Regions from separate parts of the Homo sapiens genome. Here all the other regions are linked to region 1. Evidence: chromatin loops called from intact Hi-C (ENCODE). Cell type or tissue: heart left ventricle. All regions are shown on one strand. Links, peaks and the distances in the headings refer to the core of each region. The heading gives the core; the rest is flanking DNA. Region 1 overlaps CCDC13 (coiled-coil domain containing 13). Region 2 overlaps ZBTB47 (zinc finger and BTB domain containing 47). Region 3 overlaps TRAK1 (trafficking kinesin protein 1).

Region 1 (10,370 bases), core at 2,450-7,449:
GCCCAGGCCTCTCAGGGATATCAGGTGGCCAGCAGCCTCCCACCCTTCCCCTAGCACATGACAGCACTAACCCATGACAGCACTCCTAACCTCAGCCTGAGACACAGACTTCCTAGCACATGAGAGGAAAGCCGCCAGCCAACTGCGTGTGTCCTCCAGAGAGCACAGCCAGTCCTACCCCTAAGCCCCTCCCCAAGCAGGGGAAAAGAGAAAAGCCATACTTTAGAAAAAGAGTGCTGGGCTAGGTTCCAACTGCAGCACCTTGCACCACCAGGAGCTAGAATGAGAAAGGAGGGTCTTTTCTCCCACTTCCTCCATGATTATTTGGCACAACCCCTGACAGCACCTTGCTTTGTCAGCTACCAACTGGAAACTCACATGCAGCACACATCTTCGGAGTCTCTCATTCAATCATCCCTTCATTCTCGAGGGTTTCCTGAGGGCCTACTATGGGTTTCCTGAGGTTTCCTACTATGGTTTCCTGAGGGCCTACTATGGGCTTAGTATTGTTATAGATGCTGGGGGACAGCAAAAAGCAAAACAGTCCTTGTCCTCAAGGAGCTGATAATCCTAATGGAGGAGACAGATAATGTCAAATAGTGACAAATGCTAATTTGAAAGTAGGAAACAGGAATAGCGAGAAGGATATGGTCAGGTAAGGCCTTTCTGAAAAGGTGGCATCTGAGCAGAGACTGAAGGAGATGAAGGGAAGAGCAAAGGCCCTGGGGTAGAAGGTGTGTGGCTGGAGCACAGTGAGTGAAGGGGCAGAGGTTAGATTAGGCAAACCCATAAAGACAAGATGGAGACATTGGGGAGGAGCTTGGGCAGTGGGTGACATCACCTGCTTGATCCTGAGGGTGAATTGTTGCTGGAAAAGTATTTTCATATCCTTGATGAAGTGAATTATAGAAATGCAAAACAAGTAAAACATGAATCTATAGGACACAAGCCCTTTGCAGGGAGGCAGCCATTACTCACCTGTTGCTCTCCTGCCTACACACTCCAGGCTCTTATGGGTGCCTGCCAGAGGGAATGCATGCAGGAAGCTGTTTCCTTCCACCCGCTATTGCAGCTTATGGTCAGCCCAACTGTTCAACATAATCTGTTCTGCACTAACATGTAAGTTCAAGCTAGGTGCATTTCAAACCCAGCATTTCCAAATCTCAACTCCCTTTCTCTTCTTGAACCCACCCTGTCTCCCTTACCCACCCACTATACTCCCTAGAAGTCCTTTATAACTCTTCCTCCTCATCTCTCTTCCAAGTCCAATCAGTCCTTGAGCCCTAGAAAGTCTGTCCTCACTGTCCCAGGTGTCTGGCCCTTCCATGACAGTCCACTATCTTGGCAAAGATCTTTGGTCATGTCTCCAGGATTACTATTCTGCCTTCCATTCCTCTTCCAACCCATTCCTCCTCTTGCTCCAACCATGTGACCTTTCCAAAATGCACAGCTGACCACCTCCCTCCACAAATTAAAACCCTGTCGTGGGCTCGGCGAATGGCTCACACCTGTAATCCCAGCACTTTGTGAGGCCGAGGCAGGTGGATCACCTGACGTTAGGAATTTGAGACCAGCCTGACCAACACAGTGAAACCCTGTCTCTACTAAATATATAAAAATTAGCCGGGCATGGTGGCAGGTGCCTGTAATCCCAGCTACTTGGGAGGCTGAGGCAGGAGAATCACTTGAACCCCGGAGGCGGAGGTTGCAGTAAGCCAAGATCACACCATTGCACTCCAGCCTGGGCAACAGAGCGAGACTCTATCTAAAAAAAAACAAAAACCGTTTGGTGGTTCTCCACAGCCTTCAAGATACAGGCCAAAAGTCCTGGCTGGCATACAAAGCCCAGCAGGCCCTGTCCACTTCTGTGGTCTCACTGTTTCCCTCCTCACAGCTGATGGTCTACAGCGCTGGGAGGTGCAATGTGGTCATGGTTACAGCATTCCTAACACAGGGCCTAACCCAGCGTTGGTGCTCACAGGCAAAAGTCTCCAGATGAAAAGGCAAGTCCTCACTGTTAGGTAGCTCACTGCCAGGGCCACTACGTGGGCCTGTTGTATGGCCTGCCTGCACCTCTTCATGCTGCTTCTGTTACCTTCTTTAAAGTGGCCCCTACTCCCTACTCTCATTGCAAGTTTGGGGAGGCTAACTCATCCCCTCAAACCTTGGGGCAGGTGTCTGAAGCTTGACCAATCAAAACACCCTGTACTCTTGGCTACAGTGATGGGCTCAAGGATGGTCACATAACCCAGGCTAGACCAAAGACACTCAATTCTGGGACTTTGTTGGAACTATTGGGAAAGAGAAACCCTTTGTCTGTAGAGGCTGCATTGGAGGAGAGAAGCTGGGACTACCCAGGGTCCTTGTGGAAGAGAGTGAAGCCAACCCAGGAGAAGGTGCTGAGAGCAAGGCCCCGATCTGCACCTGAAGCTAGGCCACCTCTGGATTGTTCGTTTACATGGGCCAATGACTTCCCTTTGTTGCTTAAACCTGGTAGAGTTAGAGTTCTGACACTCCCAACGCAGCCAGTGAGATGCGGCCCCTGGTGTTGAGTCCAGCCTGCCTACCTCTTTCATCAGCCTGGAACTTTCCCCCTTTAAGCCCCATCTAACCCTATCATACTTCTGGGGCCATGACCCTCCCCCTCTCCCTTTTACAATGAGAATTTCAGGTATAGCACCTCCAAAACAGCCAGGATGGGGCCACGAAAAGTTCATTAAATGGGCTCACAGTGAGGTCCCAGTCAGGCAGCTCAAGTTGGTTTGACAGGACATGAGGAACATGCAGAGGTGACCCAGGTCCCCAGGTGTCTCCTGCCTAGAAGGGGTGGCTCAGACTTCTGACCACATGTGCCTCAGAGCCCTTGCAGGCACCATCATGATCTCTCGTTCCCACATGCCCAGCTGACCTCCTCAGGCACGCGTTACCTCCAAGCCTTCCTGTTTTTCCCTTTCCAGGCTGCGGATCCTCAGCAGGTTTTTCTCCTGTGCCGACAGCTTCCTTGGGTCTGGATAGACAGACAACTCATCACTGGCTGTTCCCGCAGACTGGCTCCGGGCCTGGCCCAATTGCTTCTCAAGCTCTTGAACCTGAGGATGGTAAAACTCGTCGTTCCACAATGGGTCTTCTGCCAGCCTCTTCTACTCAGAAGTGTGATAGGAGACCCCACAGACTGAAGATGGAACCACCTCTCTAGATGGCTGTGGTAGCCCCATCTGAGGAGGACTAGGGGTGGGGGACAATCTGAGCTGGCATCTTGAGCAACACATTGGAAGACACCAGGAAAGTTCAGCTTAGAAAAATGGTGAATGAGAAAAATCACCCTATCTCTGAGGGGCTGTTTGAGGCTGGAAAGCAGACCTATGGCCCCAGGAACCAGGGATGGATAGGATGGCAGGTCTCAGTTCAAGAAAGAATATTTATTTATTTATTTATTTATTTATTTATTTATTTATTTATTTATTTTAGAGACAGGGTCTTGCTCTGTTGCCCCGACTGGAGTGCAGTGGTGCAATCATGGCTCACTGTAACCTCTGCCTCCCGGGCTCAAGCAATCCTCCCAGCTCAGCCTCCTAAGCAGCTGGGACCACAGGCACAGGCAACTGTGCCTGGATAATTTTATATATATATATACACACACACATATATATATACACATATACACACACACACATAAATATATAAATATAAATATATATATATATAAAATTTGGTAGAGACGGGGTTTCACCATGTTGCCCAGGCTGGTCTTGAACTTGAACTCCTGGGCTCGAGAGATCTGCCCACCTCAGCCTCCCAAAGTGCTGGGCAAGGAGGAACTTTCTAACAGACAGACCACCTAAGACTGGGTGGGCTTCTCGGAAGATGGCAGTCACTTACAGGAGATACTGAAGAGGGGAAGGCAGGGTTTGGAAACAGACTGCCTCAAAGCCTCACAGATTGTGTGACTGCGCACAGGTAACTCTCTGAATCTCAGTTCCCTCATCTGTAAGATGGGCCTAAGAGTAACACTGCCCTGCGTAACACTGTTATGAGGATTCAGTATTGTGAAGTTGTCTGAGCCTGGGAATCCTCTGAGGTTCTTCTTGGACTGAAATCTTGGTGCTTACTCCAGATCAACAAACTACAGTTCTAGCGGAAGGGACATGGAATCTGCATTTTAAATGCTACAGGTTATTTTTAGGATTAGGTAACTTTGCAAAATCCCAAGATGGTCTAGGTGAAGCTGTCAACACAGCCTGGCACATGTGGGCCTTCAGCAAGTGGCAGGTAGATGTCATCCCACAGAACAATGCCCTTATCACCCTTATAACGCTAGGGTAGAAGCAGACAACTCCTAGGGTCCTTCTGACCCTGGTTTCCCTATCAACACAACCAAATGACAAAACAATGTTGGTAAACTTGAGCCAGGAAAGGAAGCACAATTCGCTAGGCTCCCTGGCAAAGGGCAGGAGCACAGCTTTGAAGGCACCCACCAGTGCCCTCGTGTGGCGCTGTGAGGCAATTCCATTTAATCATTAAAGAATACTGTTACCTTTAAGAATTTGACATACAGGGCCGGGCGTGGTGGCTCATGCCTGTAATCCCAGCACTTTGGCAAGCCGAGGTGGGCGGATCACGAGGTCAGGAGATCGAGACCATCCTGGCTAACACAGTGAAACCTCGTCTCTACTAAAAATACAAAAAATTAGCCGGGCGTGGTGGCGGGCAAATGTAGTCTCAGCTACTCAGGAGGCTGAGGCAGGAGAATGGCGTGAACCCGGGAGGCGGAGCTTGCAGTGAGCCGAGATCGCACCACTGCACTCCAGCCTGGGTGATAGAGCGAGACTCCGTCTCAAAAAAAAAAAAAAAAAAAAAAAAAGAATTTGACATGTAACTTAATGACAATAAGAAGTAAGTTGTTTTGTGCTTATTATGGTCAGGCACTGTCCTAGGTGCTTTACAAATGTTATTTTATGTTACCCCATTTCACAGGTGTGAAGATGAAGACATAGGAAGATGAAGGGGTTTGCCCAAGGTCAGAGTTGGCAGACCGGTGGCCAAACGTAAACTCAGGTCTCTTGAACCCCAAGGCCATGCACTATCATCTATTAGCTTCTTGGAGTTTTTCCCCCTTTATATTGGCTTCAAGGATCCCATGGGAGACACTGAAGATAAAAGCCACTGTGACCCTCGAAGTCCCTGGGAACAAGGGTGATATGCTTGGCAAATGGTGGAAGTCATACACCTTCTCACATGTTTCTCAGTTTGAAGGGACAAAGGGAAAAGAACCACACCTAACTTTTATACAGTGCTTCCTCCATGCCAGGCCCTGTGCTGAGCATTTTACAAGTATTGACTCAATTCTCCCAACAATCCTGTGGGGTAGGCATCGTTATTATCCCCATTATACAGATGAGGAAACTGAGGCACAGAGCTAAAGGAACTTGCTTAAGGTCACACAGCTGGTGAGTGGAGAGCTGGGATTTGAATCTGAGCAGTGTGGCTCCAGAGCCCCTGCTGTTAGCTGCTTTTGGTATGCTCCAAAATATTCAGACAATAAAGAGGGAGACAAGGCTAAATTTTTATTGGGTAATTAAACTTTCAAAAGACTACAAGCATCTGGACAAAACTGGAAAAAGCTTACAATTACAACAGTCACGCAAATCTACATAAACTAAGAAAAAAAAAAGATGCCTGGAGTAAAATAAATCAAACCAAAGGCGTTGGCATTTGTTAAGCTCCAGTGCCTGGCATGTGCTAAGTGTTATATAAGAGCTTGTTCATTAAATAACAAATTAAAATCAGGCTGGTTGGCGAGAAGGTAAAACAACAACCCCGCACGAGTGCACTGTGAGACCTAAAGGCCTTTTTTGGGTACTGTGTGCTTAGGTCTCTAAGGGGGTCAGGGCAGCTCTTTCTGGGGTGTTTTAAATCCTTTGTTCAGGCCAGGAGAAGTCTGATGACTCACTCACCTTGCTCTGCAAAACAAGAATTTGTTGAGCCCGACCCCTCCAGGTCCCTGGCGAAGATAGGAGCTGCTGAACGTTGATGTCTTCCCCAACCTCTCTGGCCAAAACCTGAAATAAGGCAGGGCCTTCAATGTGGCCAAAAGAGAGGGCTCCACCAGACCCTGATGCTGCTACGTATTTAGAAGCATATTCAGAAGCAGTCTTCACCTACACGATCTTCTTCCCATCTCAGAGCATAGCCCTCAAAGGTCAGTTTTCCATGTCCCAAGGGCAGCTCTCCCTGGGAAAGTAGTAAACCCATCATCCCTGGCATTTCTTGGCAATGCTTAGAGCAGCCAAGAAACTGCCAGCAATGCCCAGATAGGGCCCCTTGCTCTTGACATATTCTGGGATGACTGAACCACAAAGCTGACCAACTCCTGCTTCCTTAACCCACTCACCTGTCACCTAGTGCTGAGCTAATTCTGGCTATAGGAAGTACATCACCACAGGACCCTAGCCTTTGTGAAAACCCACGGACAAGTGGACCTCTGAGTGCAGCAAAAGGTGGGCTACTGAATGTCAGTTGGGGTGCTGTGGTCCAAGAAGGACCCAGCTTTGCGGTTGTTGAAGTGCAGCACTCAGGCCCAACCTCAAGGCTTTGAGGCAGAAACAATACGCTCCAGCTTGTGACCTGGGCCCCTCTGAAGCCTGTCACAGAAACCCGATCCAGCGTACCAAGTCTCTGGCACTTGTTTCCACAATAGAACACTGTTTTGGAAATCTTGGCCAGTCTGAGTGGTTCCAGCAGGGAAGACAAATGCCAGAGAATTCGCTATGTAAATAAAAATAAATAACGAACCAGCTGGGCCTGTGTCCCAAGTCTGAGCATTTTCCTTTGAAAGGGTCCTTTAATACACAAGTAACCTATTCATTTTCTGTTACAGATAGCAGAGAAGAAGGCAGGTGTTGGCAGGCTTTCAAGTTAAGTAAGGGTGACATTAAGGGGAGACCCAGGATCTACTGGGGCACAAGTAGTGCAGGGAAGGCTTAATGGACTCTCCCTGGGTGGACAGTGCTGTCCTCCTCAGTCTAGAGCTGGGCAGGCACCACAAGGGCAGGTATGCTGCGGGGGTGGGGGTGGCAGGCTCAGGTAGCCAGCGACTCTGCCCACCAAATGGTTATGGACCAAGGGCTGGTGGGAGGAAGGACTGGAACTGGAGCCTGACCCAGAGCAAGCAGTGTGCTCAAGGGACTGAGCACTCATGGCTCCAGAAAGGAATCCACTGTGCCAGCCGTGCTCTTCCCAAGTCCAGCCCCAGCCACACAAGAAGCCCCAAGCCCTGGCTCTGAAAGACCTTCTGTGCCATCCGCAGCTCCTGCTTCACAGACTGGATCTGGTTTCGGAGGTCACTCATCTTCAAGTTGGTGGCCACCAGCCTGTCCTGCAGGGCCTTCACCTCTGGGGTCTCCAGCTGGTTGGGAAGGACAGGAGAGAAAGTAGTCATTTATTGCCTACATGGGAATAGTAATCATAGCCCCCATTTATCCAAGTCTGTGCCAGGCACTGTGCTAAGTGTTTGACATGGAAGAACTCATTTAATCCTCATAAACCCCTGTGAGGTAGGTTCTCTTGTAAGCCCCTTATAGATGCAAAATGGAGGGTGGTGGAAGGTAAGTCCTCTACTTGAGCTACCTGGTTAATAAAGGTGGAACCTGGATTTGAATCCTGGCAGCTTAACTTTGGGACTGAGCTTTTTGCAGAGTGTTGCACACACACATGTGGGTGTATGCCTTACCCTAGAGGTGAAGCATCTGGAGGAAGCGGCAGGCTCCACGCCTCCCAGACACTTCCTGGGTGTGGACCCACTGCTGTGCTCAGAGACTGGCATCACAGCTAATCCATCTTCACTCAGAATAAAGAGGAAACCACGTTATTCCCCGAAGGCAAGCCCAGCGTGGCAGGAGAGCCATGGCATCCTAATTCAGGATCTGCCTCTCCCAGAATCGTCAGCTTGGGCCTTGGTCTTTTGACAGCTGAGGGGCCTTGGGCTCTCTTTCCTAGCAGTGACCACTGAATAGAAATAAGGACCCATTTTAATTTCCAAATGCTCATCTCTGTGGCTTGAAGAACTACAGCAACCATGAAAACTGCCTGCTGAAACTCTTAGCAATGTCTTTTTTTTTTTTAACCCAATGTTTTATTTAAACTATCTGGATGGAAATTTTTCTTAAATGGGCTGACTACTTCTCTGTCTTCAATAGACACTCCTGTGACTCATAGATATTTGACAAAGGGACCTTCAAGGTCAGCCCATTTAAACCCCTTCCATAATGATGAAAATAAGGCCCAGAGAGGGGAGGTAATTTGCCTTCAGGCATACAGCTGGTTGGGGTGACACAGGTGGGATGAGAAAGAATACTTGTCCTTCCCCTGCCCTGGCTGACTCTTCCAATTTAAGCTGCTGTTAATGCTGGGCATTGTGGCCACAGGAACGTTGGTTGTCAGGCTGAGCATCCCATCAGGCAATGACGCTGAGGCCCTCTGCTGCTGCCCCAACAGGGCAAAGCAGCTGAACTTCAGGAAGCAGGGCTGGTACTACAGTGGCTTTCTGACCTTTCTCTAGCAGGCACAAACAAAATCTCCTCTGAATGCTAGTGTGAAAGACAGATCCAAGTATACTGGGTCCGGGAAGTTCCATGGACCCCAGAGGCTCTGGGCAGCCCAGCTGAAAACCACTGGCCAAAGAAACTAGACATGAACACCTGGTCCAGAAACTCTGGCCTCATCCAGTGTCCTCATCTATGGAATGAGTATACAAATACTTTCCTGCTCCGCTTCCTCAGAGCACCACCATCAGGCTAAAGAGAACAGCCAACGTGAACAGAATGTGCCAACTCGGAACTTATATGAAACATAATCTCAGCTCACTGCAACCTCCGCCCCCCCGGGTTGAAGCGATTCTCCTGCCTCAGCCTCCCGAGTAGCTGGGATTACAGGTGCCCACCACCATGCCTGGCTAATTTTTGTATATTTTTTAGTAGAGATGGGGTTTCACCATGTTAGCCAGGCTGGTCTTGAACTCCAGACCTCAGGTGATCCACCTGCCTTGGCCTCCCAAAGTGCTGGGATTACAGATGTGAGCCACCGTGCCCGGCCATCCTTTTTTTTAAAGTATATTTTCTTCTGTGTTCTTCCTCCTGTCTGGCCGCCTGCCATCCCTGCATACTCTGTTGGGTGCCTGCCTCTTCTCCTGTTGAATGTGTGGCTTTGAATCTGCCCTGGGTTGGGAAGCAACACCCCTCCACCCCCTGCCACGCCCCGCCCTGCCTGTCAGATCTCTAGCGCCATGAGCCCCAGTGGCCCTGACAGTGGGGGTGCTGAGAGCTGTGGGAGTACATGTGCTTCCATATGGCTGCAGTGACCCTGCAGCATCTCTTTGATCTGCTCAGAGCATGGAAAAAGCATACAGATTGGATCTGGCTCTAGAACCTGGGCAGTGATGCCCTGTCCAAGCCTCATTTTCTCATCTGTAAAATGGGGATATGTAATGCCAATCTCCAGGGAACCTGAGAGGGTTGCTAGGACAACGCATGTCAAGGGTGCTGTCTGGGGCAGGTCCTGATGGAGGGCAATGCTGGCAGGCCTAGCCTGGCTTGAGTGGGCAGCTGACAAGTGGGCTGAGGGCTAGATGGTGTTCTGGAGAGGGCTGGATCAGGCCCCGTCCTCCTAGCTTAGGCAGTTGAGCTAATCCTACCTCTAAGCCATTTCAGAGTTCTTTCTTCCCAGAGTGAAATTCCACAGGCTTTGTGGGGGACCTGGGTATGGGTACGCTCCCTCCCCTACCCGAGGCTGTTTTCTTTGAGAAAATAACTAAAGCGCAGTACATGGGGAGCAGATGATGCCAACGCTACTCACATCACGGCCTCCTGAAGCCCCAAGCAGAGGGAAGGGTGTTCAGCTCCACTCTGGAATGTGCTTTGGAGGCCTAGGGTTGGAATGTGGATTGAGCCTGCAGGCCTCTGGAGTGTGGCTCGGGCTTGGGCCGCCCTGAGCAGCCTATGAGGGGAAACATTGCTTTTGCTCTCGCTCTGATCAGGAGATGCCAGGGAGAACACGTGGTGCTGATGAATTGAGACCTGCGGCCCATCACACACTCTTCTCTCAGAACCTGGAACCTCCCAGGCTCCCTGTGGCCACAGAATAAAGTCAAAACTCCTGCTCCAGCTGCCATTCAAGGGCTCCCTCTATGGGTGACTTCACCCCAGCTTTTTTGGCTTTCGTTCCCCTTTTCTCCCGTGTGAGCTCTGGGCTGCAGTCAAATGTTATCCAGCTGACACTCAGTTCACCTTCCCCATCTTCCTTCTCCAGTAAGGCCAGCTCAGGGACGCCCTCCTCCGTCCCACCTTCCAGCTGCAACCTTAATGGAGGGTGGACTC
Region 2 (10,370 bases), core at 3,657-8,656, 84 kb before region 1:
GGGATCTTCCCCCCTCCCCCGGTCTCCCGGCTCCATCTGCTGGGTCCCGCGGGCCGGGAATGCGGCGCTGTGGCGCTGCTCTCGGTGGGGAGGGGGTTAAATTCCTGTGGTGGGGGCGCCGGCGCGCGAGGCTGAGGTCTTGCTAGGCACCGGCGAAGGGGGGCGCTCCCCTGCGCCCGGACGGCGCCGCCCTCGGGCTGGGTAATGGGGGGAAGAGGGAGTCGGATTCCCGCCTGGGCCTTGGGCCACGTGGGCGCTGGAGCCGCCCTGCCTGGGGATTCGGGATGACCCGGGCCAAGGGGGTGTGGGAGGACACCCAGAGCTCCCGTACCAACTCCTGTGTGACCTTGGGCAGATCCCCCGCCCTCTCTGGGTCTATTTCCAAGGGAAAGAGGGGAGGTAAGTGCACAGAGGAGGCTGGCATGGACACTCCCTCACCAAAAGGAGGAGCCTAGAGGTCATGAGCCTGTGCCCCCTTGCTCAGTCTGGGCCCCCCCACTGCTGCCCAGCATAGAAAGAATTGACATGGGAGGGGGGCGCAGATGGACTCCCCAGGTTTCATCATGGGGCCTTCCAGGGAGGCTCTGAGGCAGGGTAGAGAGATGAGGCTTCTCATCAGTGAGGCAAGGTACCCCTCAGGTGTAGAAGGCTCTGACTTGGGTGAGCAGCCTGGAGAGATGTCTGGCACCTGGCCAATCCCCAGCCTGACTTGGGGCAAGGGTTTGAGGGCATGAAACCCCCTGGCAACCAGAGTGCCTGACCACCTCCCTGGTCCTGCATCTTAGCTAGGCTGGAGTGACCTGGACTGCAGCTGGCACAGCCGGATGGGGAGGGGCACGCATTGCTTCCGGGAACCAGCACATCTGGCTGTGGAGGCCAGCACAGCTGGTGGGCATTGTGTGGGAGGGGCCAGACATGGGGGTGGCTGAACCCTGCTGAGGGGCTGCCAATTGTGGACTCGGGCAGCATCTCTGTGCCCAGTCAAGAGAGTCCAATCAGGTCATGAGGTTTAGGGCCCCCCAAGGGCCAAGGATGGTGCTGCCTTGGCTGAGAGTACTACCTTAGCAATGGAGTGTTTGAGAAAGCACTCCCCTCCTTTCCTGCTGAGAGGCCAGAGGGCCAAAGTCAGGCCTCATTTGGCCTAGAGGCCAAAGTGCACATGGGAAGGTTGCCCTTTCCCTGTGGCAGGTGGGCACAGGTGGGCAGTGGAGGGCATTCCATAAAGGGAGAGCAGAGAGATCTGGGGCTCTGTTGCCTGGGGTGGACTTCCCCCAACAGGCCTGGCTTCAGCAAACCCTTATCCAAGCCACTTCTCCTGCCAGTCTTTGGCCCCTGGAGGCCCTAAGGAGCCCCTGTTGCAACCCAAGTTGTACCCTGATCCTTCACTGACCTGCAGGTGCAGTGGCTCTAGGGAGGAGGGAGCAGGTAGAGGGGATAGTGGTGAGTGTGGGGAAGCACGGCTGGTCTCCAGGTGGCGGGATGTTCTCGCTTTTTAAGTCATTAAAGGCTCAGAAATCCAGCCATGTGGGGTCTAGCAAGGAAGGGGTGGTCTTAGCGGAGCTGGGAGTCCAGGGGCTCTGGACTGTGGAACCCTCTCATTCTGAGCCTCGGTTTCTCCATCTGTGTAGTAGGGGTTGGTCCCAGAAGATGAATCAGAATGAGTCAGAGGAGGGAGATGGGAGGGGCTTGGTGCCACGTCCCAGTTAGATTGGCCAGGCCTGGACAGCCTGGGACAGAGGGAGATGGATGGCTTCTTGGCTGGGGTAAGGGGTGTAGTGGAGAACTCAAGGAAGATGGTAGCCTTGGCCAGGGGCCTGGCCAGACTGGGATGTGAGGGAACACAGGATGGCTGCTGCCCTGGCTGCTGGGTGTAGGGGGCAGGGTCCAGGGCAGGCCTGGAGACAGGTGGCCCCTGGTGGCTCAGGGAGGCTCCTGCTGAGGCCCACGGTAGGTTTCTCATTCAGGTGACTGAGAAGTGGAGCTCAACCACCACCACCCCTGCCCAATCCCAGCCTACCCACTGCTCTCCTGGCGATGGAAGGCCTGGCATGGGGAAGGGGGGCGGTAGGCTGTGGATGGATGGGGCCAGGATTCATCCCAGGGTCCCCAGGGAGGCACTGACAGCTATGGAGCTGATGGTTTTGTGGCCATCAAAATATTGTGGCAAGGTACCTCCCGAATGCAGGAGGCTCAGACCTGGTTGGGCAGGCCCTGAGGAGAGCCAGAACTTGGAACCAGTGGTGCTGGTCCAGCTGGGCTGGTGGTTGGTGGATATTAACAACATCTGCACATCACTGTGTGATGGTTCTCGTGCAGGGACTGGGCAGGCTGCCTGTCTGTGCTGCCCACCTTTTGGGGAGGCTGCTGTGGTAGAGCCGGGGTGACTGAGTTGGCTTCTATTCCAGGCAATTCACAGGTGCTGGATGTGGCCCACAGGCCTGATAGTCTGACCCATCAGACATTGAGGGCCTCCGCTAGGGCTCTGGAAGCCCCAGATGGTGTGGCCTCTAAGGCAGGGCTTTCCCAGAGCCTGTGGACATGGACCGTACCTGACCTGGGGTCTGGGGGTCTACCGGGAAAAGGATCTGGGGCAGGCCTTGGGGGCCTCCTGCCTGCAAGCATGGTAGGCAGGTTCCACAGCTGTGTCCTTCCACCCCTGCAGAGCCCCTGAGTGAGAGAGAGCTGCTGGGGGCTAGGCCTGAGGCTGCAGGCAGGGGTTGGGGGCAGCCTGGCCCAAGCCCTGGCTGTGATGAGGAGACCTCACCAGGCAGTGCAGCAGGACCAGAGTGGGGAGAAGGTATAGGCCCTGAGCCTGGATTTCTTCACAGGTTTCAACTTCTGCAGCAGCCACATGGCTGTTGCGATGAGGGGTTCCCTCAGGTGCTACCCCTTGGATTCTGTAGCCAGAGACTGGGCAGTGAGCAGTGAGCCCGGCTTCTGTTCTTGAGGTGTTTGGGGCTGGGCAAGCTTGCTTTTATTGGTATGTGTGAGTGAATATGTGGAGAGAATCCACGGGGCTGAGGAAATGCTGAAGGAATGCCTGTGGCCCTCCTGGGGTGACCACCTGGTCCCGGTGTGCCTGCGATGGTCCTGGTTCTAGCACTGAAAGCCCTGCACCCCAGAAAATGCCCAGGTCCCTGGCAAACCTGGATGGTTGGTCACTGTGGTCTCTCTTTCATCCCCTTTCCTTCCCTTTCCCTTCCTGGGATGACTTTTCCCATTTCCCAGGAGATGACCCAGAGGCCCAGAAAGTGACAGGACCTGATCTTCAGCCTCAGAGGGTCACGAGTGGAGCCTGAGCTCTGAGGCAGCTCACTCAGGCTTGAATCCCTTCCTTGCTAGTTTCGGCTCTGTTGCTGTAAAGTGGAGCCACGAGTGATGGGCTGCCTCCTGGATGGCTGGCAATGCTGGGAGTGGTGCTGGGGGAAGGGCGGGCAGGGGCCCACTGGCCTTGACCCACTCCTGTGCCCTCTGTCCCCGCAGTTGCTGGTTGAGAAGACAACTGACTCCCCGGCGGCTGAGTTCTCGCTGGTGGAGGACGTGGCGCTGCACTTTGCCTGCTTGATGGGCCGCCTGAACGAGCAGCGCCTCTTCCAGCCTGACCTCTGCGACGTGGACTTGGTGCTGGTGCCCCAGCGCAGCGTCTTTCCGGCACACAAGGGTGTGCTAGCCGCCTACAGCCAGTTCTTCCACTCACTCTTCACCCAGAACAAGCAGCTGCAGCGTGTGGAGCTGTCCCTGGAGGCACTGGCACCTGGTGGCCTGCAGCAGATCCTCAACTTCATCTATACGTCCAAGCTGCTGGTCAACGCGGCCAACGTCCACGAGGTGCTCAGCGCCGCCTCATTGCTGCAGATGGCTGACATCGCTGCGTCCTGCCAAGAGCTGCTGGACGCCCGCTCTCTAGGCCCACCAGGTCCGGGCACTGTGGCCCTGGCCCAGCCGGCTGCCAGCTGCACTCCAGCTGCGCCGCCCTACTACTGTGACATCAAGCAGGAGGCCGACACCCCAGGCCTGCCCAAGATCTATGCCCGCGAGGGCCCTGACCCTTACTCGGTGCGTGTTGAGGACGGGGCAGGGACTGCTGGTGGCACAGTGCCTGCCACCATTGGGCCAGCCCAGCCCTTCTTTAAGGAGGAGAAGGAGGGTGGTGTCGAGGAGGCCGGTGGGCCCCCAGCCAGCTTGTGCAAGCTGGAGGGTGGAGAAGAGTTGGAGGAAGAGCTTGGGGGTTCTGGCACCTACAGCCGCAGGGAGCAATCCCAGATCATCGTGGAGGTGAACCTCAACAACCAGACACTGCACGTGTCCACGGGGCCAGAGGGGAAGCCAGGTGCCGGGCCAAGCCCAGCCACCGTGGTTCTGGGCCGGGAGGACGGGCTGCAGAGACACTCGGACGAGGAGGAGGAGGACGACGAGGAGGAGGAGGAGGAAGAAGAGGAAGAGGAAGGTGGTGGCAGTGGACGGGAGGAGGAGGAGGAGGAAGAGGGTGGCAGTCAGGGAGAAGAGGAAGAAGAGGAGGAGGACGGGCACAGTGAGCAGGAAGAGGAAGAGGAGGAGGAAGAGGAGGAAGGGCCTAGTGAGCAGGATCAAGAGAGCTCTGAGGAGGAGGAGGGGGAGGAGGGGGAGGCTGGGGGCAAGCAGGGGCCACGGGGAAGCCGAAGCAGCCGGGCAGACCCCCCTCCCCACAGTCACATGGCCACACGGTCCCGGGAGAACGCCCGGCGCCGGGGTACCCCTGAACCTGAAGAAGCTGGGCGGCGGGGTGGGAAGAGGCCAAAGCCACCCCCTGGAGTGGCCTCTGCATCGGCCCGAGGGCCGCCAGCCACTGATGGGCTGGGGGCCAAGGTGAAGCTGGAGGAGAAGCAGCACCATCCATGCCAGAAGTGCCCACGAGTTTTCAACAACCGCTGGTACCTGGAGAAACACATGAATGTGACCCACAGCCGCATGCAGATCTGCGACCAGTGCGGCAAGCGCTTCCTGCTGGAGAGCGAGCTGCTGCTGCACAGGCAGACAGACTGCGAGCGCAACATCCAGGTGGGCCTCACGTGGCTGGGGGCAGGGCAGAGGCTGTCCAGGTGGGGCTAGGCCATAACTGGGCTCTGGGCACCTAGTGTCTTGCTGACTGCATTACCTAGGTGGTCTGCGGAGACCAGACTTAGCCCCCAGACAGGCTGGCCCAGGCCCAGTTCTCAGGGTGGTTAGAGCTCAGGGGTAACATCAAGCCGAGCTTCCTGGGAGAGGTGGATAGAGTTGGGCGCATGAAGAGATGTGCAGAGGATTGGAACAAACAGTACCCTTGGCCAGAGGGACAAAGGGGACACATGGACTTGGGAGGATGAGAGTGGAGAGTTGTCTGAGCAGACAAGGCCAGAAGACAGGCCACTCTGGGTGGGATGAGTCAGACGGGGTTTTAACAAACACGGGGGCTGTAGGAAGGCCAGCAGGGCCACTGTGTATAGTTTCACAGGTTGTGCACTGCAGCAAGTGAGCACACGATGGGAGGAGGGGTTTGCCCAGAGGGATGCCATCCTCCACTTCCCACAAAAGTGCTGTATGGAGGAGGGGGCAGCCCAGCAGGAGGCAGCCCCCACTTTCAGCTCTTTGGGGATGCCAGCTCCCATGGGCCTGGGAAAAAGGGATTGGGTGAGAAATTTGGGAAGAGCAGAGGCTGCTGGGGTAAGCAGGGGAGCTGAGCTGGCTGCTGGGCCTTGAGCCAGCCTGAGTCTGTTTGTGCCAGCCTCACTTCTCAGGGTGGGGTGGCACAGGGCCAGCCAGGCTCCCACGGGTGGTTTTCACCTCTTCTGGCCCAGGAGAAGGGGGAAAGGTAGCAGGTAGGTGGGTGCTAATTGCCTGCGCTAATTGCTAATTGCAGTGCCCTGTGGAGAAAGTGTTACCCGGGGGTCACCTGCTATCCTGCCCCACCCTTGTGTACCTGTGCCCACTTGCCCGCCTGCTGGGCTGCCCTTTGATGCTCTAACTGCTGCGCACCTGAGTCTCCCTCCTGAAGGAAAAAGAAGCTTCTGCCCCATCCAACCTGAGTACCCTGACCAATTTCTGCCCAAGCCTTGGCCTAGCCTCCATCCCTGTGGGGTGTCCTGCATAGATGGGCAGGACAAGGGTCCAGGAGAACAAATGGGGGGATATGGTCCCCAAGATCCCCCACCACTCTCTGTGCCTGATGGGACCTTGAGCCTCCTGCTGTCCTCCTCAGCCAACGCCTCTGGGACTCATCCTCTTGGCGATATTCATGGTGTCATGGCACAGGTCCCAGCAGGAGGAGGCAGCAGTGATAATGGCTCACTCTGTGGGACCTGTTATCTCTGCGTGTAGCCTCCATACCAGAGGGCGCCCTTCAGCTAGTTGTCTGCCTTACCTCTATAGACAGACAAAGGGTGATGCCTTTGGAAGCCCTTGTTGAAATGAGCCCAGAGTGGGGAATTTCCTGGAAGAGGTGACCCCTGACCCTAGTTAACTCAAGGATGAAGGAGGACACCAGGCTGTGTGTTTGGGGGTGTTTAAGGAGTTTTCATCCCCAACCTTAGAAACATCAGAGCTGGCTGGCTGTTGGCATCAAGGGCTCTCCAGCATATTTCAAGTGGGAAAACTGAGGCCAGACGGGGGCAGTAGCTTGCCCAAGTCCAAGACCCTGGGGACTCAGGACCCAGGGCCTCAAGTCCTCTTATTCTGCAGTGTGTGACATGTGGCAAAGCTTTCAAGAAGCTTTGGTCCCTCCATGAGCATAACAAGATTGTGCACGGCTACGCAGAGAAGAAGTTCTCATGCGAGATCTGTGAGAAGAAGTTCTACACCATGGCCCACGTGCGTAAGCACATGGTTGGTAAGTCTGGGCCACTGGGGGATGGAGCCAGAGGATAGAGATGGACCAGCTTCTGGCTGGTGGATGGGAAAGACTTCACATCCAAGGGCAATGTGAAGGGGTGAGGAGGCCCCTCTCAGCTAGGAGGCCTGGGGAGGTTGGTTCCAGTGGCAGGTGTAGCCTGGACAGGCTCTGGGGCCAGGGCTGGCATGTACAGTTGGGCAGGCTGCACATTGCACAAGGGTGCCTGGACAAGATGGCAGGTGGGAACCGGAATCAAGCTGGCACACTGCTAACCAGGCTGTGCATCCTGGCACGGGCTCGTGTCCACCCAGGGAAAAGAATACCTTTTCCTAATTATACAAAGTGCTGTATGGGCTGGTACAGGCCCTGTGTCAGTTTGATGACAGCTGTGCCTCTGATTCTTTCTTACCTTCTGGTCCTCATAGGGCTTCAGGCCTCTCTGAATGCAGCCTCCCCTCAGGGTTCATGCCTGGACACAGTAAGGAGGTCCCCCAATTGTGTGTTTTGGCCACGCCACTGCCCCAGGCAAGGCTGCCCACCTGCTGTATGTGGGCCTGGCAGAGCCTCATGTCCCTACAGCCCTGCCTTCCTTGCCCGCTCCAAGTCTGGGCCTTGAGGGGGAGGGGTAGCCAAGGCAGACAGTGAGCCCCTGGCCAGGTCCTAATCCCTTTCTCCATGAGACAGTGCTGGGGGCCCTCCAGCATGAACTGACTGGAAGCTGGGACCCTGCGGCCTAGGTCTCAGCCAGGAGCATGCTGGGTAAACCAGGACTGGTGTCTGTGAGCTTGAAGGTGAGCCTTCTGTCTCCAGTGGCCACCTACCAGATCCTTGAAGAGTTTGTTAGTCCTCACCCATCCGTGGGTGCTGGGAGGAGTGCAGCTAACTTCCTCCAGACTGCTGGCTAGGGCCTGAGACCAGGGCCTTTCTGCATATGTCCCCTCTAAAGCCCACCACCCCTGAAGCTCAGGACCACTATGAGTCCCTTTTTATAGGAGAGGAAGCGGAGGTCCAGAGAGACTGAGTGGGAAGCCAGTGGTCGGGCCGGGATTTGAGCTGAAGCCAGGTCCACCCAGGGTCCTTCCATCCTTCCCTGAAGCTTTGGGGGCAAGGCAGCCTTGGCCACTTCCCTTGACCAGAGGCTAAAGAACCACAGAGCCCCAGCATGTCTGAGGCAGACCTTCAGAGCAGATAGGAGACCCAGCCATGGAGGCAGGGGGCCTCTCCTGGGAATCAGCACAGGTCCTGGGACAGAGTATAAGGCCAGCCCCAGAGAAGGGTGGTGGCACAGGGCTGCCCCAGGAGGCAGGGTCTGGGCCCAACGTCGGGGTGCTTGGGCAGGCCCGTAAAACATGATGGCCCTGGTGCCCACCTCGTAGCCCACACCAAGGACATGCCCTTCACCTGCGAGACCTGCGGAAAGTCCTTCAAGCGCAGCATGTCCCTCAAGGTGCACTCACTGCAGCACTCAGGGGAGAAGCCGTTCAGATGTGAGGTGAGCTTCCATCTCCTGCCTGGCCTGCCCGAGGGGTCACCTGGGAGGGGCAGGAATCAGGGAGCGCAGCTGCTGAAAAACAAAGGGCTAGGGGGTGGAATGTAGTGTCCAGAAAGAGAGAGCCCTGCCCTCTGAGGTCTGCAGCCCCTGCCTCCCACTCCCACCCAGCCCCTACTCTTCTCTGGCCCACTCCCATCCTGCCCTTCCTTCCCCAACCCAGCCCCACACACTCAGGGTGGGAAGTGTGTGTGGGCTACAGCCCTAGGAGCAGGCTTTCTGGGGAGGCAGATTCAGGAGCATCCCAGGCCTGGAGCTCAGATGAGACAACAGAGCTGCAGGTGGGGAGGTGGGGGCAGGGGCTGGGCGTCTGATCAGGAGGAAGGATGAGGGACCTCGTGCCTTAAGCATGGGGCTCCCTCTACTCTCTGGCTTTTTCCCACTTCCGACCCCCATTCCCCACCTAAGCCTTGGGTGCTTGTGGCCTCTCCTCTTGTGCCCATGTACTGCCCACCCAGATGCACCTCGGCTTGCCCTCATGTCCCCATCTCCTTGCCCAGGAGCCCCTGAGTGTGTCCCTCCTTGGCCCTGTGGCCACAGGGGAGCTGTTCCCTCCACAAAGGCTGCTCTTCTGCTCTGTGCCTGGGCCTCACCCCCAAACCCCACCCCCAGAACTGCAATGAGCGCTTCCAGTACAAGTACCAGCTGCGGTCACACATGAGCATCCACATTGGCCACAAGCAGTTCATGTGCCAATGGTGCGGCAAGGACTTCAACATGAAGCAGTACTTCGATGAGCACATGAAGACCCACACAGGTGCGGCTGCCCCTGGGGACGGAGCTCGGTGCCGGGCCTGGGACCCCTTCTCAGCCCCGCTCAGGACACCTGGAATAATCTTGGCCACACCCCTTCTCAAGTCTGGGCCTCCGTTTACCCATGCTTCCTGCCTCCCAGGGTTGGGTGAGGCTGGCACAAAATGCCCCAGGGTCGGGGAGGATCTGAGAGCGCCGGGGCTGGGCCCCACTATGGCTCCATGGGAGACGGAGGCTGGCCCCAGACTGGGGTGTGGCGACCCCTCACTGACGCCCTGCTGCCCACCCCCAACCCCCAGGAGAGAAGCCGTACATCTGCGAGATCTGTGGCAAGAGCTTCACCAGCCGGCCCAACATGAAGCGGCACCGGCGCACGCACACGGGCGAGAAGCCGTACCCGTGCGACGTGTGTGGCCAGCGCTTCCGCTTCTCCAACATGCTCAAGGCCCACAAGGAGAAGTGCTTCCGCGTCAGCCACACCCTGGCCGGCGACGGCGTCCCCGCTGCCCCAGGCCTGCCCCCAACCCAGCCCCAGGCGCACGCACTGCCCCTGCTCCCGGGGCTGCCCCAGACCCTGCCGCCCCCGCCCCACCTGCCGCCCCCGCCTCCGCTCTTCCCCACCACTGCCAGCCCCGGCGGGAGGATGAACGCCAACAACTAGCTGCCGAGCTGCACCCGTGCACCCGCTGGGGCCTGGAGTCAGGGCCCACTCCAGGAGGGACCCACTGCCTTCCCGGGGAGCACAGTAGTGCGGGCCTGGGCCCTGCTCCACCTCCAGAAGTGGCTGGATGTACCCTGCCTGAGGCCCCGACGAGGAGGGGTATGCAGGCTGGCAGGCCCCAGAGCTGGTGGAGGGCATCTCACTCCCAAGTGCCCCCCCTTTCTGTGACTCCTTGAAGCCTTTACTTTTTTTTTTTTTTGGAAGTGAAGGAAAAAGAAACTATTTACAGCACTCCCCTCCAGGTGAGGGGGGTGCTGGGGGTCTGCAGCAGAAAGAAAGGGGCCTGGGCAGCAGGTGTGGCCAGTCCCTCTGCCAAGGCCTGTGCCAGAGGGGTTGGCCAGTTGGAGCCTGGGTCAGCCTCAGCAGCCTATCCCCATGTCCTCTATGCCCCTAATTTGCTTCCTCATCTTGGAGGGTTTGGGGAGAAGTTGGCGTGCCACCCCCACAACCCCTGAGGAGGTGTAGACCCAGTCTGAGAGCCGCAAGCACTGAGGCAGGGCCTG
Region 3 (10,370 bases), core at 2,839-7,838, 510 kb before region 1:
TCTCGTTCCTTCCAGTTTCAGTCATAGTGTGTCTGTGGCATTCCAGTCCAACCATGTGACTTATTTATTCTAATTTGAGGGCTGCACTGTACACCATGGTGTCCTGTGACACCGTGTTCCAGACATTTATGGAAGGAAAACATCCCATATAAATGAAACTGTCATGCTGTGTCCTCCCCGGCAGCAGAAGATGTGTCCTTCCATTGAGTGAGGGTAACCTTATGTCCACCAAGGATACTTTGAGAAAGCCCCTAAGGAACAAGCCTCAGTCCCACGGTTTCAGACTATTTATTCTCTGAACACAAGAGTATTGGTTAATTATGTTCTCAGCTCTCCCTGCTGTTGTATGTGTGCATTCACTGCAAGTAACTTATATCTTTTTATTTGAATGTATTTTAAAGCAGTAGATAGAATAACAAAGGAATATGAAAACCATGGACTGAATGGACCATTTTATGTATTCAGAGAGAGAAGCCACTCATCATTGCCAGAAATACCATGTAAAAATTGGCAGTTCAGAGGTTGCAATACTTAGTATAGTAAATAAATAAACGGTCAACATTGTGCAACCACTACCAAAAAGTGTGTTGTAATGCATCAAAAATCAACACAATTTTATTCACTAATGAGTATCAATAAAATAAGTTCAAATGATGGAAACCACACTGGTATTCTGATTTGTATTTTGTTTTTATCTTTTCATCAAGGAGACGATCTCTTTATGTAAGACTTGAAAGTGTTTAGCTCTTTGCAAAATTAAATGAAAGGCATATACTTCACATACTGTTACATGCCTTCTTTCTTTCAACATGATATCATACCTTAGACAACTTTCCAGTCAGACTCTGAAGATGTCCCTCACTTTTCAGGGCTGTGTACTATTCCACTGTGTGCATACACCTGCTGTGAATTATACATACCTTTATGAACCATCCCTTACAGATGGTCACTGGGATAATTCTTTTTTTTTTTTTTTTTGTGGAGACAGGATCTCACTCCATTGCCCAGGCTGCAGTACAGTGGCACGAACATGGCTTACTGCAGCCTTGACCTCCTGGGCTCAAGTAATCCTCCTGCCTCAGCCTCCCAAGTAGCTGGGATCACAGGTGTGTGCCACCATGCACAGCTAATTTTTATTTTGTATTCTTTGTAGAGGTGGGGGTCTCACCGTGTTGCTCATGCTCTTCTTGAAGTCCTGGGCTCAAGCAATCCTCCTGCCTCAGCCTCCCAAAGCACCGAGATTACAGGTGTGAGCCACTGTGCCTGGTGTCACTGGGTTAATTCTAATCTTTTGCTATCACGGTACTGTAATGAAAAAACCTTACATATATGCAATTGTCCACATATGTGAGTACATCTGTGAAATAAATTCCTGGATGGTTATTGCCAAATTGCCTTCCATAGAGTTAAGAGACAACCAAGGACAGTGGAGGTCCACCAGATGGAGAATTGTGAGAAGAACAAAAGAAAAAAATAAATATTCTGCCACCTCAATATTTGAAAGCAGTGAGATTATGCAAATAAACACTGTGGTAGGATGTGGCATCATGGATTTTAAGTCAGGTGCTAACCATTTGGCAGTGGTGTGACCTTGGGCAAGCCACTTACCCTCTTTAGGTCCTCCATTTTTTTTTTTTTTAAACCTGTGACATGAAAACAGTAATGCACCTTAGAGTTAATTAGTTGAGTCAATGTATTTTGAGCACCTACCATGTGCCAGGCATTTAAGTACTGGGGACGAATAAGTGAGCCAGTTTCTGCTGTCACGGAGTGTACAATCTAGAGAGAACAACACCAAGTGTAGAATAACAAGGGCTGTGCAGAGAATTAAAACAGGGTGGTGTGAAGGAGTGGGTGGCTGCTTTGGATTGGACAGTAAGAGAAAGCCACTCCAGGGAGGGGTACTTGAGTGAAGCATGTGAGATCTGGCACAAGAGCATTTCCGCAGAGAGAGCAGCTGGTGTAAAGGCCCGGAGGCAGAAAAGCACTTTGGTGCGTTCGAAGAACTAAGAGAAGGCCTGTGTGGTAGTGGGCTGGTAGGATCGAGGGAGCGTGGTGGTAGCAGAAATTATGGTGCTCACCAAATGATTCATCAGATCCCCATTTCCCAGCCATTGCAGTCGAGCAGGTCACATGATTAGTGGCTGGCCAATGGGCAATAAGCAGAGAAAAACCCGTGCATGACTCTGTGCTCCTCTCTTCCTGTGTGTTAAACCCTCAGGTCACGTATTGAAGTGCTGGAGTCTCCACCATCCTGAGTCTCCAAGTATGTGGACCAGAGCTTCCTGCCAACCTATTTGACATGTAACCTGATGGAGAAATAAACTTTGTTGTTAAGCCAGTAAGATTTTTTGATAGTGCCTTAGAATCCCAGGTATAGGGCCCAGGTATCTGTGTTTTAACAAGCCCTCAAGGTGATTCTGGTGTGCACCATAGTTTGAGACCCACTGCACTAGACCAGGTGGAGTTTGGGTGGGAGTTCTGCTGTGGGACGCAAATTCCCCTTTCCAGTCTCTCCTTGTCTCAGGGGCTCTAAGAAGGTCAGATAGCCGCAGCCCATCTTAATTGAAAGGAAGAGAGAGAGAGTGGGTGGGCAGGGAAAGCTTTGAGGTAAGGTGACCCTGTATCTGGGTTTCCAGGATTTGCCAAGTGGGGAAGGCATTCCAAGCAGAGGAAGGATGGAAAGGGGATCCTAGAATGCATTCCTCTATGCCCTTCCTTACAGTAGAAGGAAGGTGAATGACAAATACAGAAGGGACAATAGAATTAGAAAAACTACCATTTCACTGGGTGTAGTGGCTCATGCCAGTAATCCCAGCACTTTGGGAGGCCGAGACGGGCGGATCACCTGAGGTTGGGAGTTCAAGACCAGCCTGACCAACATGGAGAAACCCCGTCTCTACTAAAAATACAAAATTAGCCGGGCACGGTGGCGCATGCCTGTAATCCCAGCTACACGGGAAGCTAAGGCAGGAGAATCGCTTGAACCCGGGAGGCCGAGGTTGCGGTGGGCCGAGATCGTGCCATTGCACTCCAGAACAAGAGCGAAACTCCGTTTCAAAAAAAAAGAACAACCACCGTTTTGAAACCATAATACTAACTAATTCAGACAACAATGGATATTGAAACCATTGGGTAAAAATTCGTTAGGCAGCAGAATATTTACACCCATTGTATCTTCCCACAGAATGCTTATTACTTACAAAGGGGGGACAATATCTTTGCAGTGGATAACTCTGTGGTACGCCACTTTAAACAAGTCGTAAAATTTAACATTACCCAAAATGGGACAAACTGCTATAAGACATCACCTGTTATGAGATGTACTGGGAGAGACACACATCATGCTGTGCTGTTCCTGCCACAAATGCAAAACCTGAACCATGTGGTTGACATTTTGAGGGACATTTATTATTTTGTAAAACAATGTACCTATCCCTTTAAAAATTGTCAGTTTCATGACAAAGACTAAGGAACTGTTCCAGATTAAAGGAGAATAAAGAGACAAGGCAACGAATGCAGTTCATGATCTGAATGGGATACTGGAGTGGGAAAAAATGCTATAAAAGACAGTGTTGGGACAACCAGAAATTTGAATATATAGCATGTATTTTTAAAATTGTATCAATATAAAATTTACTGAGATTGATAATTGCACTGTGTATATGTAAGGGCATGTCCTATTTCCTAGGAGCTAAAGGATTAAGATAAAGGGGCTTGGTGTCTGCAAGTCACTTTGAAGTGTTTTCGGAAAAAGTAAAGAATAAACTTAAATAATAAAAAGGTGTGGGAGCAAAAAGAGTTCATCTCAAAAGATGGGAAGCCCTCTAATGCCCTCTACTGATAGATGTTTTGTAAACCCTAGAAGGCATTCTTCTGTCTCATGTGTGACGGGAGGATGTTCAAGGTGGTTTGGTGCATCGTCCCTGTTCTATGCCGAATTTCTTCATGTGTATCCCAAGCCCTTCTCCCAGCCCAGGAAGTTCAAAAGAGGACGTCATGGCCTAAGGGAGAAGTTGTCAAAGAGGCATTTGGTGAGACCAGAAAACAAAGATAATAAAATTCCTGGTTTTCAAACATGAAAGGAAGGAAGGACAAAGCTGAGTACATGTTTTGGTGTGAGACCAAAAGATTTAGAAGGAAACTTGTGGAGCCAGTTTTTCTCTCTCTCTCTTTAAAAAAATATATATATATATATATATTTAAAAATTTTTAAATCATCAAGTTGGTGAAACAGTTTCTCTTTTTACTGCTTACTCCTCCTGTGCTACTCCTGCTTGCCAAACACAAAGGACAAGGACTTCATGCAGATTCTCCAGGCCGTGGGAGTTGGAAGGGATGCCAGCGTTCAACCGGTGTGGGAGCCTTTGTCCTTTCCCCATCTGTGGGCCACATCCAAGGTTATAGGAGAAGCCCCTGATGAGTTTGGGGCTCCAAGGACAGATGAGCTCATTTGGCAGGGGTCCTGGGGAAGTAAGGATGTTCCAGAGCCCCTCCCCAGCAACTCACCCCATCACAGGGCAGGGACCACATGGGGCAGTGAGGAAGTAGAAGTGCCAGCAGATACGTCTCAGTGGAGAAGTCCCAGGAGATCCTGAAGTACCTGGCCCCAGACAGATGTGGGAATCATTCCACACACTGCCTGGGAGCAGAGAGGCAGGTATGTCCTGAAGAGCCTTGCCAACAGGACAAAGGAAGTGGACACCAGCCTCCCCCGCAGCTCTGGCCAGTGCCAGCACCCAGAACCTAGATGCCACCTGGGGAGAAGTTGGTGGAGGAAGAAAGTCATGCTGAATTACCTGAGTCAATTGAGAGCTTATAATAGGGATTAAGTCGAGATTTAGAAAAAAATGAAATTTTTTGTGCATCTGAGCTCACGGCTCAAAAACATCATATCCTAAAAGGAATTCTTTTTCTGTAGCCAGCAGAGGGCACTTGGAGACAGCAAAAGACCTGAAGAAACCGCCCTAATCCAATCACAAGATCAGATGGGTTTGCTTTTCCCTGGAAAGTAGTTCAGGGCGGGCAACTCTGCCTCCTGGAACCCCCAACATCCTCACTGTAAACAGAGTGCTTGTTTCTGGGGTGCAAGTTGAGAGGAAATGGCCAGGAAGAAGGCCTGGCCCCTCACATTCCAGAGCCCCTCCTTGGGACCAGGAGTCTGACGTCCCTTCTGGAGCTTCAGTGGATTCTCGGGGCTGCTGTGGTTGGCGGAGGGCGGGGGGGTGGTGGAGGGGGGAAAGGCGGGTGGGTAGGGGTGCCATGCCAGATCCCCAAGGACTCCTTAGGTGGAGGAGTCTTCCCTCCTGAGCCTGGGTTCCTCCGTCCCACTCTTCGTCTCAAGATGTCCTGAGTCCTCCCTCAGTGTGACTCAGTTCCATGCTGCTCTGGGAATCCAGAGAGGAACCGACACAGTCCCAGCCCTTGAAAGGGGCTCCGTCTGCGCAGGCAGCAGAAGTGGTCATGATGACAGTGGAGGGAGTCCCTCTGCTTGGGGTCTCAGAAGCCACTTGAAGAAGGCATGAGCATGGTCTCAGTTCTCCAGGGGAACTGGAGGGAGGCATTCCAGAACAAGAGGACAGCGTGTGCACAGGCTTGGGGTGCAAGTGAAGAAATTAATCATAGAATGAGGAGGAGGCCACCTTGCCTATCATCCTGCTGCACCAGGAAGTAGAAAGACATTTTTAAAAAGTTTACAAAACGTATTCTGTATTAGAGTGCTTCCCACCTTATGAAATCAACCCGCTCCTTTCTAATGCATCTTCTTTTTAGAAAATGTTTTCTTTGCTTTTTTTTTCTGAAAACATCCGAAAGTAAGAGCCTTTCCTCCGTACTACTTTAGCCTGTAGTTCCTAAGTTCTATAAAGCCACAGCACGATGACTGAATCCAGGGTTAAAGGAAATGTTTGCTTGGCAGTACTTGGGCATTCACCATGCCAAATGCCCAAAGTTCAGGCTGATCCTGCTCTGAAGTCCCAAAGAATTGAAAACCAGTGAGAGAAATCCAGGCCTTTAGCTTAGACCAGCAGCCTCCAGGACCAGCAGCGCTGAGGCTCAGCAATGCCTGTACATCGATGTGACAAGATTCAGGGGAAAAAAGTAAGAGAGGGAACCTAGGGCCCCCCAAGAGCAGGGAAGGGCAGAATCCAGCAGGGTTTCCAAGGGCCAGGCAGCTGGTAGCAGTGGGGACCATTGATAGAGGAGATTCTCAAGTGACAGGCAAAGGCTTAAGTACTTCTTTTCAAAAAAGAAAGAACAGTGATGTATTGTTCTCCCACACCTCAATTGCATAAACTCATAGTCCTCCCTGGGGCCTCTATTAAGTCACCTGTGACACTAAGGACCAGAGTAGCAGCAGTAGCCTTGGACCCCGACTCTCCTGTTTGCATGATTTCCAGCCAATGGTGGCCTTTGCCACCCTTGGGCCACTAGCCTATGACTGGAGAAGAAATTGTACTGTGTGTTTAGCTGTTCCAGAGTTCTGCAGAAACTGTGGAAGTGACCCACCAAAGAAAGTGGAGTTGCCTGGCTCAGGAACCCAGTATGTAAGCACCCCCAACCCCACCAGTTGTAGTCCTGGCTCTGGTCCCCCTCTGCTGCTGCCCTCTCAAGGCTCGAGTCCTGACCCAGAGTGACTGTTCACAGGGGTGAAGGGCAGTTAATCTGGTGTAAATAGCCAGCCACATCTCTGGGACTTTACGGATGCATAGAACCATACTTCTCAAATCTTAGTGGTGAAAGACTGGTGTGTTGTTTTTTAAAATTTGTATCATCTGTCCATCATGGGCCAATATTTTTATAAAATACAATAATAAAGAATTTCAGGAAAAATAAAATACATCCAAAGAAGTATAAAATACAAGCCAAAATTTTAAAATATTAGTTTCAACAGACATTAAATTACCTTTCAAAGCCAGGCACAGTGGCTCACACCTGTAATCCCAGCACTTTTGGGAGGCCAAGGCTGGTGGATCACCTAAGGTCAGGGAATTTGAGACCAGCCTGACCAACATTGTGAAACCTTGTCTCTACTAAAAATACAAAATTAGCCGGGCCTGGTAGCGTATGCCTGTAATCTCAGCTACTTGGGAGGCTGAGGCAGGAGAATCGCTTGAACCTGGGAGGCAGAGGTTGCAGTGAGTGAGATTGTGCCATTGTGCTCCAGTCTGGGCAATAAGAGTGAAACTCCGTCTCAAAAAAAAAAAAAAATTACCTTTTAAAAATATGAGAACAAACAGGGAAATATAAAAGAATTATGAGGTTAGTACGTATTATTCATTGAAAGTGTACCTAGAGCATTTAATACAGATTCACTATTATACTCCTGTCATTCTGCAGTTATAACTAAACAAAAAGTTACAAGTGAAGCCGTGATTTTTTATATTACATACATACTCTCACTTTGAATATATATCAATATTGAAGTTTTATTTTTTCTTTTATTTTCTTTTTTAATTATAGCAAATATTGCCTGATACAATATTCAAGTTTTTAATGTGATAAATGAGGATTGGATTCTTTTAATTTATCTCAGCTAGTTCAGATTAACAATAGTGTTATTTGCAGGGGATAACATATAAGCTTGTGTTTTCTTTTAATAACACTCACAATAGAGAAACCAGCCTCAGAGAGAGATGTTGGTTGGAAAGGAAGATAAGACATTTAAAGTAATTTTTTGGCCAAAATTTTTCTATGAGGCTTTGTTTTACAATCTGTAAAGTCTGGCTAACAAATGAACAATACAAATTTTATATCTCCAACTTAGATAATAATATTAAACTATAAATTTTTAAAAACTTGATTAGAATTAACTTGATGGTAAAAGTAACAAGTTAGAAAAATAAAGAAATGCTTGGGCAGGCGCAGTAGCTCACGCCTGTAATCCCAGCACTTTGGGAGGCCAAGACGGGCGGATCACCTGAGGTCAGGAGTTCGAGACCAGCCTGGCCAAAATGGCAAAACCCCGTCTCTACTAAAAATACAAAAATTAGCCGGGTCTGATGGTGGGCGCCTGTAATCCTAGCTACTCAGGAGGCTGAGGCAGGAGAATCGCTTGAACCCTGGAGGTGGAGGTTGCAGTGAGCAGAGATCGCGCCACTGTACTCCAGCCTGGGAAACAGGGCGAGACTCAGTCTCAAAAAAAAAAAAAAAAGAAAAAAAAGAAATGCTTACATTTGCTCAGATTTTTATATGCTTTTGACTTACGGTTGACAAACTAACCTTAAAATCTCATGGGTTGTAATGTGGTCCTCCTGCCTGTGGTCAGTTTGCTGCCTGTCCACCCAAAACTCACCATTAGAGTGCAATGACACTTGAATGGTCCACACCATTGGCATGTACTTGGACAACGTGGCAATGCAAATTGCTTGAAAAGTAACCATTTACTCTCAGTTTCTGTTCTTATTTCATCAGGGACAGTTTGTGGACTGGCATGAGCCATAGGCCACCCTTTAAGGAGGATGTCTATGGTAAAAGGCACTTTTCACTAGACCTAATAAACTTCCAGTTGCTAAATGAGGAAGTTTTTTTTTTTTTTTTTGACAGAGTCTTGCTTTGTTGCCCAGGCTGGAGTGCAGTGGCGAGATCTCAGCTCACTGCAACCTCCGCCTCCTGGGTTCAAGTGATTCTCCTGCCTCAGCCTCCTGAGTAGCTGGGACTACAGGTGCATGCCACCACACCTGCCTAATTTTTGTATTATTTTTAGTAGAGATGGGTTTCACCATGTTGGCCATGCTAGTCTTGAACTCCTGACCTCAAATGATCTGCCCACCTTGGCCTCCCAAAGTGCTGGGATTACAGGCATGAACCACTGTGCCCAGCCCAATGAGGAAACTTTTAAAAAATAATTTGTCATTTTTGCTTTTAGCAAATCACCCTCACGGCGCAGAGGAGTGGGAAGAAGGTGATGCCTTGGAATGGGCCCCTTCGGCTCCTGTCTTCCTCAGAACCATGCCGTCTCAGCTGTTTCCTGTTACCTGGTACCCGGTTCCAGGTAAACAGACTCCTTCACATCTGTGACCTCCACCAACAAGAATCCTCTACCTCACATCTGACCAAACCTGGCTGGTCCCTAAGAACCCTGCTGTGGGACAGATTCTTCCTCCACATGTTCCTGAGGGCTCTGGTCCTTTTTGCTATTGCAGCCTTTGGCGTGCTCCTCTTCCGTTATCCTCTTTCAAAACCCCTGCCCTGTTGAAGTTCACGTTTCCCAACTGCTACCCTCAACCTCCCTCCCTCAGCTTCTTGGAGGTTCCCTTAATTCTTTGCTATGTCAACTCTGAACTCTTTGTCCTTTTCACCATCTTAAGTCTTTCTGTCACCTGGACAACTTCAGCCACCCATGAAGGATGACCCATTTGGCTCTGGGCTCCCAGTTCCTCTACTTCCTCATCTCTTTTGGCCTTCATCACCCTTCCATTTCTGATGAGCTCTCCCAAAGCCATATCCTTGAACTTACCACCTGAAATCACTCAACTTCTGAAATTTAAAAATCAGTTACCCCACTCTTTCACCACAACCTCTTGGCACCTGGCTCTCTCAGTCAGAGCATTCCCCCTGTGTTCTTAGACCTCACAGAAACATCTAGTCCCCTGCCTCCTCTGCTTTTCTAATTTGCCATCAACTGTGCCCCCCCATCCCCACAATCTTCTTACTTTTTCTTCTATCCAGCCTAGACTGTGCCCTATAATTTCAATACTTTAGTTCCTAAGTTTTATGGTCCACTGTTGCACTCAATTCTGGATCATTCAACTGTTCACCTTCTTTTTTCCAGACCAAACCAGGACTGCTGGCTTCCAGTGAAAACAGTAAGTGTGACTGCCACAACCATGAGTGCCAAATTTATAGTTTCCCACCTCAGCCAGGCCTTCAATGAAGCCAGGTGATCCTATGTTTCTCCAGTCAGCTCTCTCTCGTTCTCTATGGGCACGATCTCAAACCTTCCTCATTCCTCACTTTCTGCTCCATCTCTCTCTCTCTCTCTCTCTCTCACTCTCACTCTCAACAAAATGTATTTGCCCTCTTTCCTAAAGAAAGCAGAAGCATCACACAGGAATTCTTCCAACTTTCTGGGATCAAGCCTGTAAGCTTGCTACGGGCTCACTCATTGCTTTCTCTGTCCTGTCTGCTGTAAAGGAGGTTGGGTTCTTCATCCCAATTCTGGCCCATTTCTCCACCAGTAACATGGATCTCAGCCCCTCCCTCCTCTTGTGGGGCCTTATTTCATCCATTATGCCCTCACTCACCTGTATTTTAAAAACATCCTTCAGGAGGAATTTCAAGAACAATATCACTGATGAATATTGATGCAAAAATCCTCAAGAAAATACTAGCAAACTGAATTCAACAACACATTAAAAAGATCACTCATC

Evidence for each region. A loop is a pair of places that touch in the nucleus more often than their neighbours do. Peaks named below come from ENCODE experiments on the same cell type or tissue, not always from the same donor. Only the 100,000 strongest peaks of a DNase experiment are listed, where the experiment ranks them.
Region 2: it touches region 1 in a loop (4-fold over the local background); 73 of 110 quality-filtered maps call a loop at or near these places.
Region 3: it touches region 1 in a loop (4-fold over the local background); 4 of 110 quality-filtered maps call a loop at or near these places.

The regions. Positions count from the first base shown.
Region 1 is chr3:42,739,969-42,750,338 of GRCh38, forward strand. CCDC13 (coiled-coil domain containing 13) reads right to left here. Exons shown (of 16, transcript NM_144719.4): 6 at 7,289-7,405; 7 at 5,955-6,059; 8 at 2,928-3,089. It overlaps CCDC13-AS1 (CCDC13 antisense RNA 1), which reads left to right. Exons shown (of 4, transcript NR_046732.1): 2 at 1,007-1,119; 3 at 2,958-3,098; 4 at 4,975-5,190. Among named protein-coding and RNA genes, the nearest start is that of CCDC13-AS1, 13 kb to the left of the region's middle. RefSeq lists enhancers at 6,710-7,210, 7,211-7,711. In heart left ventricle, for the core only: a CTCF peak has its summit at 4,482 (motif pointing left); a DNase peak (open chromatin) is centred at 4,483; H3K27ac peaks cover 2,149 bases.
Region 2 is chr3:42,654,792-42,665,161 of GRCh38, forward strand. ZBTB47 (zinc finger and BTB domain containing 47) reads left to right here. Exons shown (of 6, transcript NM_145166.4): 2 at 3,484-5,037; 3 at 6,694-6,841; 4 at 8,221-8,336; 5 at 9,006-9,150; 6 at 9,446-10,370. The coding sequence starts at 3,565. The coding sequence ends at 9,807. Among named protein-coding and RNA genes, the nearest start is that of ZBTB47-AS1, 5.6 kb to the left of the region's middle. RefSeq lists a silencer at 1-6 and enhancers at 1,586-1,880, 4,542-5,452, 5,453-6,362, 9,324-9,373, 10,219-10,370. In heart left ventricle, for the core only: a CTCF peak has its summit at 6,327 (motif pointing right); DNase peaks (open chromatin) are centred at 3,875, 5,756 and 8,132; H3K27ac peaks cover 2,791 bases.
Region 3 is chr3:42,225,112-42,235,481 of GRCh38, forward strand. TRAK1 (trafficking kinesin protein 1) reads left to right here. Exons shown (of 16, transcript NM_001042646.3): 16 at 1-779. Among named protein-coding and RNA genes, the nearest start is that of CCK, 36 kb to the right of the region's middle. In heart left ventricle, for the core only: a CTCF peak has its summit at 4,926 (motif pointing right); no DNase peak of the experiment used is centred there.